Regions from separate parts of the Homo sapiens genome. Here region 2 is linked to region 1. Evidence: chromatin contacts called from ENCODE Hi-C or POLR2A ChIA-PET data. All regions are on one chromosome and are shown on one strand. Each heading gives the region's core, a stretch centred on a gene start or an enhancer-like site at or near the end of the contact. The rest is flanking DNA. Distances are from core to core; before and after follow the strand shown.

Region 1 (6,048 bases), core at 1,241-3,740:
CATTTTGATACCATCAGCAAGAACCCGTAATGGATATAGCTTATCATCAGTTCATTTTTTATACCAACAATAAATAAAAGAATTGTTAACTGTTTAAAACCTGAAACCTGAGAGTTCAACATAGAGTTGCACAAAGAAACACTAAAGAAAAATATCTGTGACCATTTATGGAAACAGTGAGATTAGAAAAATAAGCCTTTCCCCAAAAATTCAACAATTCAAAACCTCACTACTGACAAAAGGTTCAACGAATCCATTTGTCTTTCCTGAGTCACTTTGTAATTAGTTCTACTATTTCCTTCTAAAGAGGAAAAGATTCCTAAGGAAGTTGGATTTAAGTCTAGTCCTTGTAAGCATTCAGATATGCTTGGACCCGAAGACCCTGCTGTTTACAGAAGCGGGGCACAAACCCAACAGTGAAAGGGTGAAGCACCGGGCGTAGCCTGAAGACTGTTCCCCAATCTGTGCCTCAGAGAAGCCCCTATCCGTAGAAGACCAGCAAGATTCACTGCAGCCTGCAGAGAAAGGAGCCCACTCCCGGCTGTGACTACACAGTGGATCACATCTCCCTGAAGGGAGGGATATGTCTACTCAGGTAACCATTGCAGGCAACCAGCGCACCCCAAGCCATCAGACCACCTGAACTTCCAAAAACAACCAAGGTGGAAAGCGGGGAGAAAGAAATCTGTGGTTGTTGTGAACTGATAAGGTTCTGCTCCTTTGCAATACGTGTAGTGTTTTTAGTATTTCTTTTTACTATTTTGAAATGTGGCAGGCTTAACAGACCTTTCTATCCCAAGACCTGGGCTCCTTCCAACGCACTGTTTTTAAACATGGCCTTTTTACATTCCCTGCTCCTGGAACATCATCTGTCTCTAAGTTTCCAGGGCTCACTGAGGTCAATTTTCATTTCTGCAAATCACAGGAAGCCACTTGCTTCTAAGAAGTTAACAAGCCTCCTGAGAAACGCTGGTGGCTGGTATTTCATTGTTTCATAAATATTTTTATATAGTGACACTATCCAACTTTAAATAAATCTTTTAAAAAAGGCAATTTAAAAGCAAAGAAAATTCTGATCTGGATTTCATTTATTTTCATGAGAGGGGAGGTGTGAGTCCTCATTGTTTTCGACTCATTAAAAATATTGCTTTGATTTTTTAAAAATACAAAAGTTATTTTTTTAAAAAGAAGAAAAGTCACAGAAGTTAAACTTTCTTTAAAGCGGGACTCTGGACTTTTGAAAACAAGTGTTGCTGTTACGAACAAAGACTAGAAGTGTACCCAGATTTTCTCCCCCCCGGGGATCATTTCTCTTCCAATCAACAAACAAATCCCCCAGTATTTCCTACCGAAAGGGAAGGGAAGTTTTCCAGGGAGAGTCTCCTCCTGGGTTTGGTGGTAACTGCGACTCAGTCTTTTTTGGACACAATGTTTCTGCTGACTCCTGAAAATTTTCCACTTGAATGTGCAATGAAGCGGCGGCGGCAGCGGCAGCAACAGTCCTGGAGAAGCGGCAAAGACGACCGTGCCCTTTTTCATCTTTGAGAAGAAGGAGCGAACCCCCCGCCAGCGGCACAAGTCTGCGCAGACCCGGGCCGGCCTCGGGGGTACCCGGCGCCGGGGGGCGGCGGCGAAAGCAGGGGGGTGCAGGCCGGCTCCGGGCTCCGAGGCGGCGGCTCTGCCCGCCCGCGCTCGCTCCGAACTTCTGGCTCCCCAGCGCACCCCGTCCAAGGCGCCCGAGGGTGTGTGCGTGTGTGCGCGTGCAGGCGGCGGGAGAGGGGGCGCGCGGGGGGCGCGGCGCGGCCGGCCGGGGGCCGCCTGTTGCCGCGCGGGCTCCCAGCGCGCGGCCCAACTTGGCGTCCTGGCAAGTCGCGCGGCGGCGCCCGGCCGCTCACCTCGGAGGGGGCGCGGGGAGGCGGGTGTGGGGGCCCGGCCGCGGCCCTCCGCGTGCCCGCCCGCCGTCGCACACAAAGCAGAGCCCGCAAAGAAAGAGCGGCCCGCGAGGGACGCGCCGCCGGCCCCCCGCTGCCCCGTGCGCCCCCCGCACCCCAGCATCCGCCCCGCGCGCCAACTTACCTCGGCCCAGGGAGCCACCGCAGCGCCCGGCGAGTCCGAGGCAAACTTCGGCGCCGCTTCCCCCGCCCTCTGCTCGGTGCCCGGCTCCCTCCCCGGCTCCCGGTCCCTGGGCCCGGCCACCCCACCCCTGCCTAGCACCGCTCCTGCCCCGGGGCCGGCTGGCGCGCTGGGCTGCTGCCCGCGCTCCGGGCAAAGGTGGAGGGGTGGGGGGGCGTCACTGCATGGCCTGTGCCTGGACGCGGCCGCCCCGGGCCCGGGCCCCGCCGCGCGGAATGGCCCGCAGGGTGGAAGCGAGTCTGCAAAGTGCTTGGTGGGCGCCCGCGGCGGGCGGCGGGGCCGCGGCGGCGGCAGCAGAGGCTCGGCTCGGCTCAGGCGGCGCGGCGCGGCGCGAGCGATGCTAAGAATGTTCGGAATGAGGACAGGAATGAAATGAACGCCAGGACCGAACTCGCTCCGGAGGGGTGGGGCCTCGGTGACGTCATGCGGCCTGCCGCCCGGGGCTGGAGGCGGGGCCTGCCGCCGCCGGTGACGTCATGGGGAATCGGGGCGGACCGGCGCGGCTGCTTCGCCGTTGGGGCGCGGGCTTTCGGCAGCTGGGCGGAGTCTCGCGCCCACGGGGGAGCGTGGCTCGCGCGGGAGCCGCCCTCCGTCTCCCGGCGCGGGCTCCGGGCTTTGTCCCGAGCCGGGGCGGGGCGGGGCGGGGCGGACGGGAGCTGCGCGGCTTGGAAGTCCCTGCGCTCGCGCGAAGAACTCTGGAAGCCTGGGTTTCTTCCAGGGGGCAGGCGCCGAGGCGGGAGTTGCGCGCGACGCGCCTACCGTGCCTCAGTTTCCCTAGTCCGGGACGCGGAAGCGCGGGTGACTGCGTTGAGTGCTCCCGGACTCGCGGAAGTCTGCAAGTGTAGGGTAGAGAAGTTGCCTTTCTGGTGATGCAGATTGTTGCTCTCGAGCGCGGTGGACGCCGTCTCCGGGCCAGATTCCCAGCCTGCCATTTCTTCTCTTCCCTTTCACTTTTATAAAAGTTCACAGCTCTCACTCAAGTCGAAATCTGTCTTACGGTTGGGAAAGGAAAACCTTTAGCTTAGCAAAGAAGGATAATTACAGAGTTCGTAATAAACCTGCCCTGCTAGCAAGGTCTTCTCCAAGTCAGTTAAAAAACTAAGTTCACTCATCTCTGCCGGTTGTACTTTTCAAAAGTAACTTCCTAAACTTTGAAATGCTGCATCCGGCGACTTTAAGTTAGCCCTTTCATTATTGAGAAACTTCATTTCATTATTAAAGGAATCATTTTAACCCTGCCATTGGAGGTAGTGACGCAAAAGTGACATAGACGCAGTCGGTAAATCAGAAAACGGGTAAAATCGACCCACTGGGGACAGAACCGTCTAAAGTTTCGGGTGATTGTTATAATTATTTAACAAACTGCAAAGCAGTTCCCGCACAGTGGACCTCATTCGTTCTAGGCACTTGGCTCTCTTTTCCAGCTGAGGCCTCAGGATTAAATAACAACATATTTTGTGCCCGAGGAATCCCTATATCCCTATATATGGGTAACTGAGGAGACTAGACTGTGACTGAGTGCAACACATTTCTACAAAACATAACTTTTACTAATACATTGTTTTCCTTTTTTTTAATTTTTTTTTTATTTTATTTTTGGAGACAGGATCTTGCTCTGTCACCTAGGCTAGAATGCAATGGTGCGATCTGGGCTCGCTGCAGCCTCGACTCCCTGGAATCAAGCCATCCTCCCTTTTCAGCCTCCCGAATAGCTGGAACTACAGGCACGCACCACCACGCCTAGCTAATTTCTAAAATTTTTTTGTAGAGATGCAGTTTCACCATGCTGCCCAGGCTGGTCTCAGACGCCCGGGCTCAAGCTGTCCTCCTGCCTCGGCTTCCTGAAGTGCTGGAATTACAAAAGTGAGCCACTGCACCCAGTCTTATTAATACATTTTTAATTTCAACTCTTGAAGTAATCGGAGTAACAGGCAGTTGTAAAAAATAATAATAAATCGTTTGTTCACTTTGCCCAGTTCTCCCCACTGGTAATGTCTTCCAAAACTCTAATACAGTATCACAATTGGGATATTGACATTGATACGATCCACCCATCTTATTCAGATTTCCTCAGTCTTACTTGTACGTATTCGTACGTGCCTGTGTTTAGGTCTATGCAATTTCCTGACTTGTGTAGGTACCACCACAGTCAAGTACAAGTGCATTTTATTTCTAATTCATAGGCAATGATAAGGTAATACAGTGAGGTTCACAATAATGAACCCAACCACCTTGGCACTGGTTTTTGGAAATGTGTTAGAAAACACATAATTAATTTGGCATTAAAACTGTACTAGGCATATCTCTCTCCAAATGTCATCTTCTAAAAGCACCAGATAAATTTCGATGGCAGTGCCAACCAGTTAGTAGGGTTTCTAAACCACTATTTGTTGGCCCAGTATACCTGGGCACCTTTCAGACTAGTTCCTGTCTTATAGCCACTTTGCAATACAATATCTCCCTCATTCCAGACTGAATTAAGGAAAAATTCCTTGGCCTGGAATCCAAAGTTCTTTATGACATGAGTGACTTTTTGACCAGTATTTTCTCCAACTTCTCCCGTGTGTAAATTTTTTGAGACTCACCTTAAAAACCTCTTCCTCCGGGAAGACTGCTAAACTAAATATTTCCTCTCTAGGACCCTTGAAGCTCCTTGCTCCAGATATGCTTCTTGTATTCTGTTAGTTACCAGCATATGTGTGTTATTGGTGTTATATTGGTGTTATATGGTGATGCCTACCTATCTGAGCCCCTGGAAAGTGGTCTGGGTCTCATGCAGCTAAGTATGCCCTGCCCAGGACATACAAATGGGAAGTGACTCTCATTGTCATCTCTCCACTCTTCCAAATGCTTTCACTCTCCTCAGCCACCTTGATCAATGCATAGGACCAGTGCATGGATTTAGGGCCCCAGCACCTAAGGGCAGGAACATTAAGTGCAACCCGCTAAAATGGCAGCAGATACCATATACTGCGTCCATGCTTAGCACTTGGCATTTTACATTTGCCATCTCAATTAGTTCTCACAGAACCTGTGTAAAGTAGTAATTAGTACCCCCAGTTTACACAAGGGAAAAACTGAGATGTTAGGGAGGCTATATAACTTGTCCATGGTCACATAGTCAGAACCTGAATTCCTTCCGACTCATGTTTATAACCTGTATTCATAACCCCTGACCTCTACTGTCACCAAAGCTGAAATGAATATAAATCAAAGCAGTGGAATGCCAGGCACTGATCTAAGTACTTTCCAGATATTACCTCATTTGATCCCCACAGCCACCCTATGAGGTGGTTACTATTATTAGTCTTATTTTATAGATGAACGAGCCGAGGACCGGAGAGATGAAATAACTCGATCAGGGTCATATATTTAGTAAGTGCAAAGCAAAAATTCAAACCCGGGCAGTCCAGCTCCAGATTTCATGCCCTTAGCCTCCCACTGTATTGTATTAGCTGCTCCCACTTAGCTATTGTATTAGCTGCCCACTGCAATGAAGGCAGAAGATCAACGTCCACAGGGGTGACTTACCTGGAGATGTAACAATCATGTATATCACTAATGATACAAAAGGGTTCATTTCCCCCCACCAGTTCTTACCAAGAAAGAAGCTGAAACAGTGGTCTACTGAGTGGTAACAAATCATGCTGAGACAAACTCTTGAGTCAGCCTGAAGCTAGGAAGGAGAGCCAGAGCCAATGGGTTAGAATTGACCCTAAAGTTGTACCTGGCTCCAGAAGATATTGCTTTGGAAGACAAGGAGAGATGTATTAATAAGGATGATACTAGTTACCTCTTTTCTTTTTTTTTTTTTTTTTTGAGACAGTCTCTCTCTGTCACCCAGGCTGGAGTGCAGTGGCGCCATCTAGGCTCACTGCAAGCTCCGCCTCCCAGGTTTACTTATGCCATTCTCCT
Region 2 (6,719 bases), core at 500-2,999, 330 kb before region 1:
GTAGCTCGCGCTTCTTGCTGTCCCATTGCTGCTGGCTGTAATCCAAGTCCGACTTGACGGCCTCTAGGTCCGTGTTGAGCCGCAGCCCAATGTAAAGGCTGGTACTGAGCTGCGTCCTGACCCGTTCCTGCTCCAGCAGCAGCTCGCCGTCGGGGCCACCGTCGGGCTCCAGGGGCTCCTCCCGCGCCGCCAGCTCCTCCTGGCGCCGTCGCATCCACCTCTGGTTGAGTTCCTCCTGAATCTCGGCTGAAAGGCGCTCCAGCAACTCCTCCTGCTGAACCCGTTGCTCCTGAAGCCGCAGCAAGTCGTCGCAGCGCCGGGCCAGCTCCTCCAGCGCCGCCGCCTGCGCCTCGCCGGCTAGAGGGGGCGCCGCCGCCGCCTCCTCCGCCTCCGCCGCCACCTCTTCTGGCTCCTCTCCCGGTCTGGACCCGTCGAGCTCGATGCCTGCCCCAACCAAGTAAGTGTCCTGCACGTAGTTGACCCCGTGACGCCGCATGCGGTCCAGGTGCACCTTGGCCTCGTAGTGATCGATCTCGCGGTCCAGCTCGTGGAGCCGCTGCACCTGCTGGCGAATTGTGTGGTCCTGGGAAAGCACCAGATGCACCAGCGTCTCCATGCGCTCCACCGACGCGCTCTCGTGGGTCCGCGGCGACGAAGAGCAGGACGAGGCAGTGGACGACGAAGTGGACGAACAGGACGACGGTGTCTGCTGCTGGCGCCGCCGGTTGAGCTTGGCCAGTTTGCGAAAGGCCTTGCGCACCACTCGCCGCTGTTTCTCCTGGGTCATGGCCAGGCTGGGCCGCGCCGGGGCCCCGCGGGCCGGACAGGGGCGCTCTCGGCTCAGCACTACGCGCGCCTCGGCGCTGCGGGGGCCGGCGTTAGGCAGCGATGCCTCGCTGCGCACTAGCACGAAGCGCACATTCTCTTGCTCTTCGCCCCAGGCAGCCCAGAGGCGCAAGATGCGCGTCTTGTTGGGGAGGATGCGCTCAAAGCCGCGCCACTTCTCCACGATGCAATAGCACTGCGGGGGCCCGCACAGCATGCCCTGCGGCAGCGCCTCGTCGTCGTCCTCGTCGTCCTCGTTCGGGGGTTCGGGCAGCTCTCCCGGGCCATGCGGGTCGCCGGCCGACCCCAGCCGCCGGCTCCGCCGCTGTCTCCGTCGCCGCCGGCAGCCGTCCTCCAAAAGCACTCGCACAACGTCGGAGCAAGTGGTGCGGCGGGAGAGGCCGGACACCAGCTTCTCTTCCTGGCAGATCCACACCGATATCTTCTTTTCCGAAGGATCCATGGCGCAACCAGGGCGCAGGTGGCAGGTCCGGCCGGGGTCTGCTGGGGCGGCGAGGACAGCAAGGGCAGCCCAGTAGCTCTGGGATGGGAGAGGAGCCCGTGCCCCCCTCCGGCGGCTGCACTAGCCCTGTTCCCCCGCTGCGCACCGAAGGCAGGCTGGAAAGCGACTGCGGCTGTGGTCGCGGTTGCGGCTGCGCTCTGCCCGGACGACGGGCGCTCCCGGGGCAACGCGCCCAGGACCGGCTCCCGCCGCTCTGGCTCTGCCCAAGGTGCCCGGGACCTCCGGGTTTTGCTCCTCCCCACGTGGCTCCACCCCTTCCCGCCCCCAAGGCCCAGAGCTGTGGCTGGAAGTGCAGGAGGCTCAGGGCCCAGGCCCGCCCCTCGCAGCCTTGCCGCGCCCCGTGCGCCCTGTCCGCCCCTCGCTCGCATTGCAGGCATCCTGAGTCTCGGCCCTTTTCGCCAAATCGCTGCTCTGCCGCGCGCCTACGCAAGGAAAGATTCAAGGGTCCCTCCACTTCAGGGAGTGGAGCCCGCGCCTCGGCACGGATCAGCTGTGCGTCTCCTTTGGCCTACTGGCTCCTCTGCTTGTGTCTATAGCTAGCTGGACGCATCGTGACTTTATCTTCTCATCTTTCCTGGCGCCCCCAGACGCATTTCCTGGTCCCTCGAGGCAGCGGCGTCTGGGGAGTGCACTTTGCACAGACAGGGAAACCGAGGCACTCAGCGGTCTCCAATGGAGACGCTGTAATCGCATTCCACGACCAGCTAGCGCTATAAGCGCTGCCTCTAAAGCGGAAGGCCTCCCAGTCCTTCTCGACAGGAAGCAATATTTGCATATCTAAGGAGAACAAGATTCGGCAATGTGCTCCGGGAGCAAGTGCAGGCATGGAACGGTATGGGCTGGAGGGGGACAGACCTTCAGAGGCGGCTGCCCGTTCCCTGTAGTGTCACGTAAGTGGGTCTCCACGTCACCTTCACCTCAGCTTCCCACAGCCTTTTTGGGAGAGGGGCTCCTCATTCTAGTGGGAGTTCAGGGCCCAGACCCAAGTCACAAGCTATTTTTATGCTTTCCACCTCCATAAGGGGAAACTGTGAAGGCTTCTGGCATTTTCTAATATTCAGATGTGGTCCAGAAGAGATAACAGCCAAGCTTTACAGTGCAAGAAACCCAAGGCCACAATGCAAATGAACTTGTTTCATCCTTAACTGCTGATGAGGATGGTCCACTGAGTGCAAGGTTTGCCCTGAACTTGTCCTTGTGAGCACAGGTGTAATAATAAGCTCACTCCCTTTCTTCAAGACCTTAGATGGCTCCCCATTGCCTCTTGGCTAAAGCACTTTTGTTCATTCAATGATTCACTCAGCAAATATTTATTGAGTACCTCTCTGCTCCAGGTCCTACGCTAGGGATTTGACAATGAACTAATCGCCAGTTCTGGCTTGCAAAGAGTTCACAGTCTAGTGGGAGGGCACAGCCAAGTAAACATTCCCAACACAATGTCCTGTGTCCTCTGATAAGGGAGAGCATGAGGTTCTGGGGGACCCTGGAGTGGCATCCAACCCATCTTGGAGGGGCAAGGAAGGCTTTCCCTAGAAGAGGTGTGTTAGACAAGACCCAAAGGACCATTAGAGTCTGCCAAAAGGAAAGCAGATGGAGGGGAGGGACAAGCAGCATTCTAGAAGGGATTGTAGTGCAGTCAGGAATCAAGAGCATGTTAGTTATGGGGGCTGTCAGGAATTTGAGAGGAGTGCCTAAAACTGAAGTTGGATAATTGAACAGGAATGGGATCAGGAAGGGCCTTTAATTCCATGCTTATGTATTTGGATTTATCTTAAAGACAATGAGAACCCATAGAGTGCAAATCTGGAGTCAGAACAGCCAAGTAAAAATTTCAGCACCACGTACTAGCTCTATAACCTTAGGAAAAGTATTAATCTCTCTGAGCTTCAGTTTCCTGGTCTGTGAAATGGTGATAATAAAAATACCTCCCTAATGGAACTGGTGTAGCGATTAACTGCCTGGGCCTGGTAAATCCCCAGTAGTTTTATTGGGGGGTTGGAAAGGTCGGAGGTATATTAGTTTTCTATTGTTATGTAACAAATTATCACAAACTTAGTGACTTAAAACAACACCCATCTATTACTTCACTGTTCTGTAGATCACAAGTCCAACTTGGCATGGCTGCTGCATACTTTGCTCAGGATGTCCGAGGCAAAAGGCAAGGTATAGGCTGGTTCAAGTTCCTGTCTGAAGGCTCTGGGGGAATACCCAATTCCAAATCCATTCAGGTTGTTTGCATGATCTGGTTCCTCTCAGTTGTAGGTCTGAGGTCCCCATTCTTTTGTTGGCTGTCCTCCAGGGTCACTCTCAGCTCCTACAGAACTCTCTCAGATCCTTTCTGTAGGATATCCACCCCCCTCCCTGCAACTTTAAAGTCAGCAACCACATGTCAAATCCATCCAGTCCTCCTTTGCTTCTAATCAATCTACCATCCTCTTCTGCCACTAGCTAGAGAAAACTCTGCTTTTAAAGTGCTTGATTAGTCAAACCTACCTGGATAATTTCTCTGTCTTAAGGTTGACTGATTAGTAACCTTAACTATATCTGAAAAACCCCTTTTGCTGTGTACTGTAATATAATCACCAAAGTAGCCCCCAGGAAGATGGAGATTATGGGGCTGTCTTAGAATTCTGCCTACCATAGGGCATAACATGAACAGATTTTGATTTTTTAAAGATCCCTCTGTTTGCATTGAGGACAATGGGTGGGGGTGGGGGATGACAGGCAAGAAAGCCTTTTAGAAGACTATCTCGTTCATTCAAGGAAGAGATGATGACCTATACTGAGAATAGTGGCGGTGAGAAGACTGGACACAATTGAGAGCTATCAAGGAGGCAGGAGAGGCAGGACTTGGTGATAGATTGACGAGAGATTTCCTTCTCCCTAGAATGGTGTCAAAGGTCTCTTGCAATCTGGACCAGCCCACTTCTCCAGCTTCTCACTTACATGTGGGCTATCCCTTCTTCCTTTCCTCTCACACAGGATTGCTAGAGCTTTGTAGTCAGCTGCCATCCCTGCTGGATTCTAAGCTCCACAAGGGTAGGGATCATGTCTGTTTTGCTCACTTTTGAATCCTTTACATTTAGTGCAATCCCTGACACATTCTAGGTTTACTCAGTATCTGTTGAATAAATTAATGAATCCATGAAGGAATCCTACATTTTAGCAATCCAATACCTCATCCATCCAGAAGAACTCCTGCATCTTGATGTATCCACACTTTTGTACATGCTTTTCCCACTAATTGAGATTCCTCTTAAACAACTGGAGAACTTCTACTCACTCTTCAGAAGCTCAGGTAAATGTCACCTGCTCTGGGAGTCCTTTCTTTCCTCCTCCAGAAAGAACTGGTTCCCCGCTCTTCTTCTGCGTCTATTAATGTGGAGGTTACATTGTGCTGTGATGCGTTTTTTATGTCTGTTTACTCCCACAAGAATAGAGCTTTTCAAAAGAGAAGATTGTCTCTGTCCTATTTGCAGTTTAGTCCTCAGTGCCTAGGGTGCCTGGCACATGGCAGGTTCTCCATCTTCCCGTATGTTTTAAGGAACACTCAGATGAATAATGTCTAAGATATTGTGCTACCCTCAAGATAACTTATTTCTAGAAGCAGACAAATACATGGAATCCCTGTTGTAGTAATGATATATATGAAATTCCTGCTGGACTAATTAAAGGGTAGAATGATTGTATGGGTGCTAGGAAGGATGCAGAAGGCAGGCTTCAATAATTGGGGAGGAGGGGTTGAGGGCATTCTTGGTGGGAGAAAATACTTGAGTTAAAATGCTGAAATGAGTATGCATGTGGTCATGTACTGGTGTTTCAGAGTGTGTGTTTTGGAGTCACCCTGCCTCATTTCAAATACCAGCTATAAGCTTTCCAACCCTCAATCTTCTTACGAGGAAAAAAGTATAATATTGGAACCTGCTTTATAGAGTTGTCATTACATGAAATGAAATAATGCACAATATATAAAAGATCTAGTGCAGTGACTGGCACATAAAACATGCTCAATAAAACACAGCTAGTGTTGTCAAGAAATTGTATTAAGTACCTACTGCATGCTATGTCCTGGGCTATGTGTTGAGGATCCATGAATGAACTGGACAGACATGGTCCCTGACCTTAGAGATGTCACAGCCAGGATTAGTGTGGTTTAGCAGTGGATTTCTTAAGTTAGGCTAGGCTGTAGTAACAAACAGGGCCAAACTTGTATAATGGCTCAAACATCACAAAGATTTATTTTTCACTCAGATAATAGTCAAAAGAAGATGTCCTGGTTGGGAGGTGGCCTTATTCCTGGTTCCTTCCATCTCGTGACTCCAAAATCCTCTAGACTTCGTCATCATGTATATAAGCCAGAGGAAGAGGAGAGAGTATGGAGGGGCACACCCTCTTCTTTAAGGCATTGGCTGAAAATTGAGCTCATATCCCGTTGGCTAGAACCCAGTCACGGCCACTAGTAATGGCAAGGAGGCTAGGAACTGCAATGAGTATCTCAGAAGAGGAAATGGGTTTTCATGAACAGCTAGCTGCCTGCCATAAAAATATTTATTTGAAAAATGAGACAAGAGGCATAGAAAGAAGTTCCAAAAGTGTAGGAATTGCAAACTGGTGGTCCACCAGCCAAATCTTGCTGCCTTAGACAGAATATACTCTCTGTTTAGCCACAAAAACAACACTCTATTTCACATATGACCCAATTCACATACATTCATAACTCACCTGAGCCCTGTAATCATTTGAGTTGTGACTCTTGCTTCCATACATCCTCCTAGGGTTATCTCATTCACTCCCAGGGATTTTATACAATTGATATGCCATGGCTTCCACATCTATTCCAGAATTATCCAAATATGCATATCCAGCAGCTTGCTGGGTAGCTCCACTTGAATATCTGCCAAACATCCAAACCTTTGTCAAACAGATGAAGTTGAACCCATTATTTCTCCGAAAGCCTGTTCTGCCTCTTGTAATATCTATTTCAGAAAATGGTCCCATCATTCACCAAGCAAGACCTGAAACTTGAGGATCACCGTTTTTCATCACCATCTACTTCCTTTCCCCACAGGATGTTGAAGTTCTGTGAGGGCAGAGGGTTTTGCATGCTTTTTTTCCTACTTAACCTCCAGCACCTGAGACATCAACTCTCACACAGTAGACAATAAGTATTTGTAGAGTGAATAAATGAATGAATGAATGAATGCATTGCCTTAGCTTAGGCCCTCATTTATTTTTAACCTGGACCTTGCACTTTCCTTCAAACCAATTTCCTTGCCTCAAATCCTGCCTCTCTCCCATACTCTCTACTGCATATGTTTGATGAGTCCATTATCTTCAGAATCCAGTTCAAGTTCTCAGCAGGACCTATACG

What was found. A loop is a pair of places that touch in the nucleus more often than their neighbours do. ChIA-PET counts read pairs that join two places held with the same protein, here RNA polymerase II (POLR2A). Pooled maps may share reads with other maps.
Region 2: a pooled map shows a loop between it and region 1 (2.4-fold over the local background). The contact joins the promoter of RASSF10-DT here to the promoter of TEAD1 in region 1. A Hi-C loop is called at or near these places in 1 of 37 single-sample maps with no recorded cell type and 3 of 50 pooled maps. POLR2A ChIA-PET finds 5 or more read pairs at or near these places in 1 of 52 experiments (Panc1).

The regions. Positions count from the first base shown.
Region 1 is chr11:12,670,863-12,676,910 of GRCh38, reverse strand. It overlaps TEAD1 (TEA domain transcription factor 1), which reads right to left and starts at 2,490. Exons shown (of 13, transcript NM_021961.6): 1 at 2,077-2,490; 2 at 1,350-1,502. RefSeq lists enhancers at 35-848, 849-1,663 and a silencer at 2,499-2,798.
Region 2 is chr11:13,004,146-13,010,864 of GRCh38, reverse strand. RASSF10-DT (RASSF10 divergent transcript) reads left to right here and starts at 1,749. Exons shown (of 4, transcript NR_187419.1): 1 at 1,749-2,238. It overlaps RASSF10 (Ras association domain family member 10), which reads right to left and starts at 1,549. Exons shown (of 1, transcript NM_001080521.3): 1 at 1-1,549. The coding sequence starts at 1,288.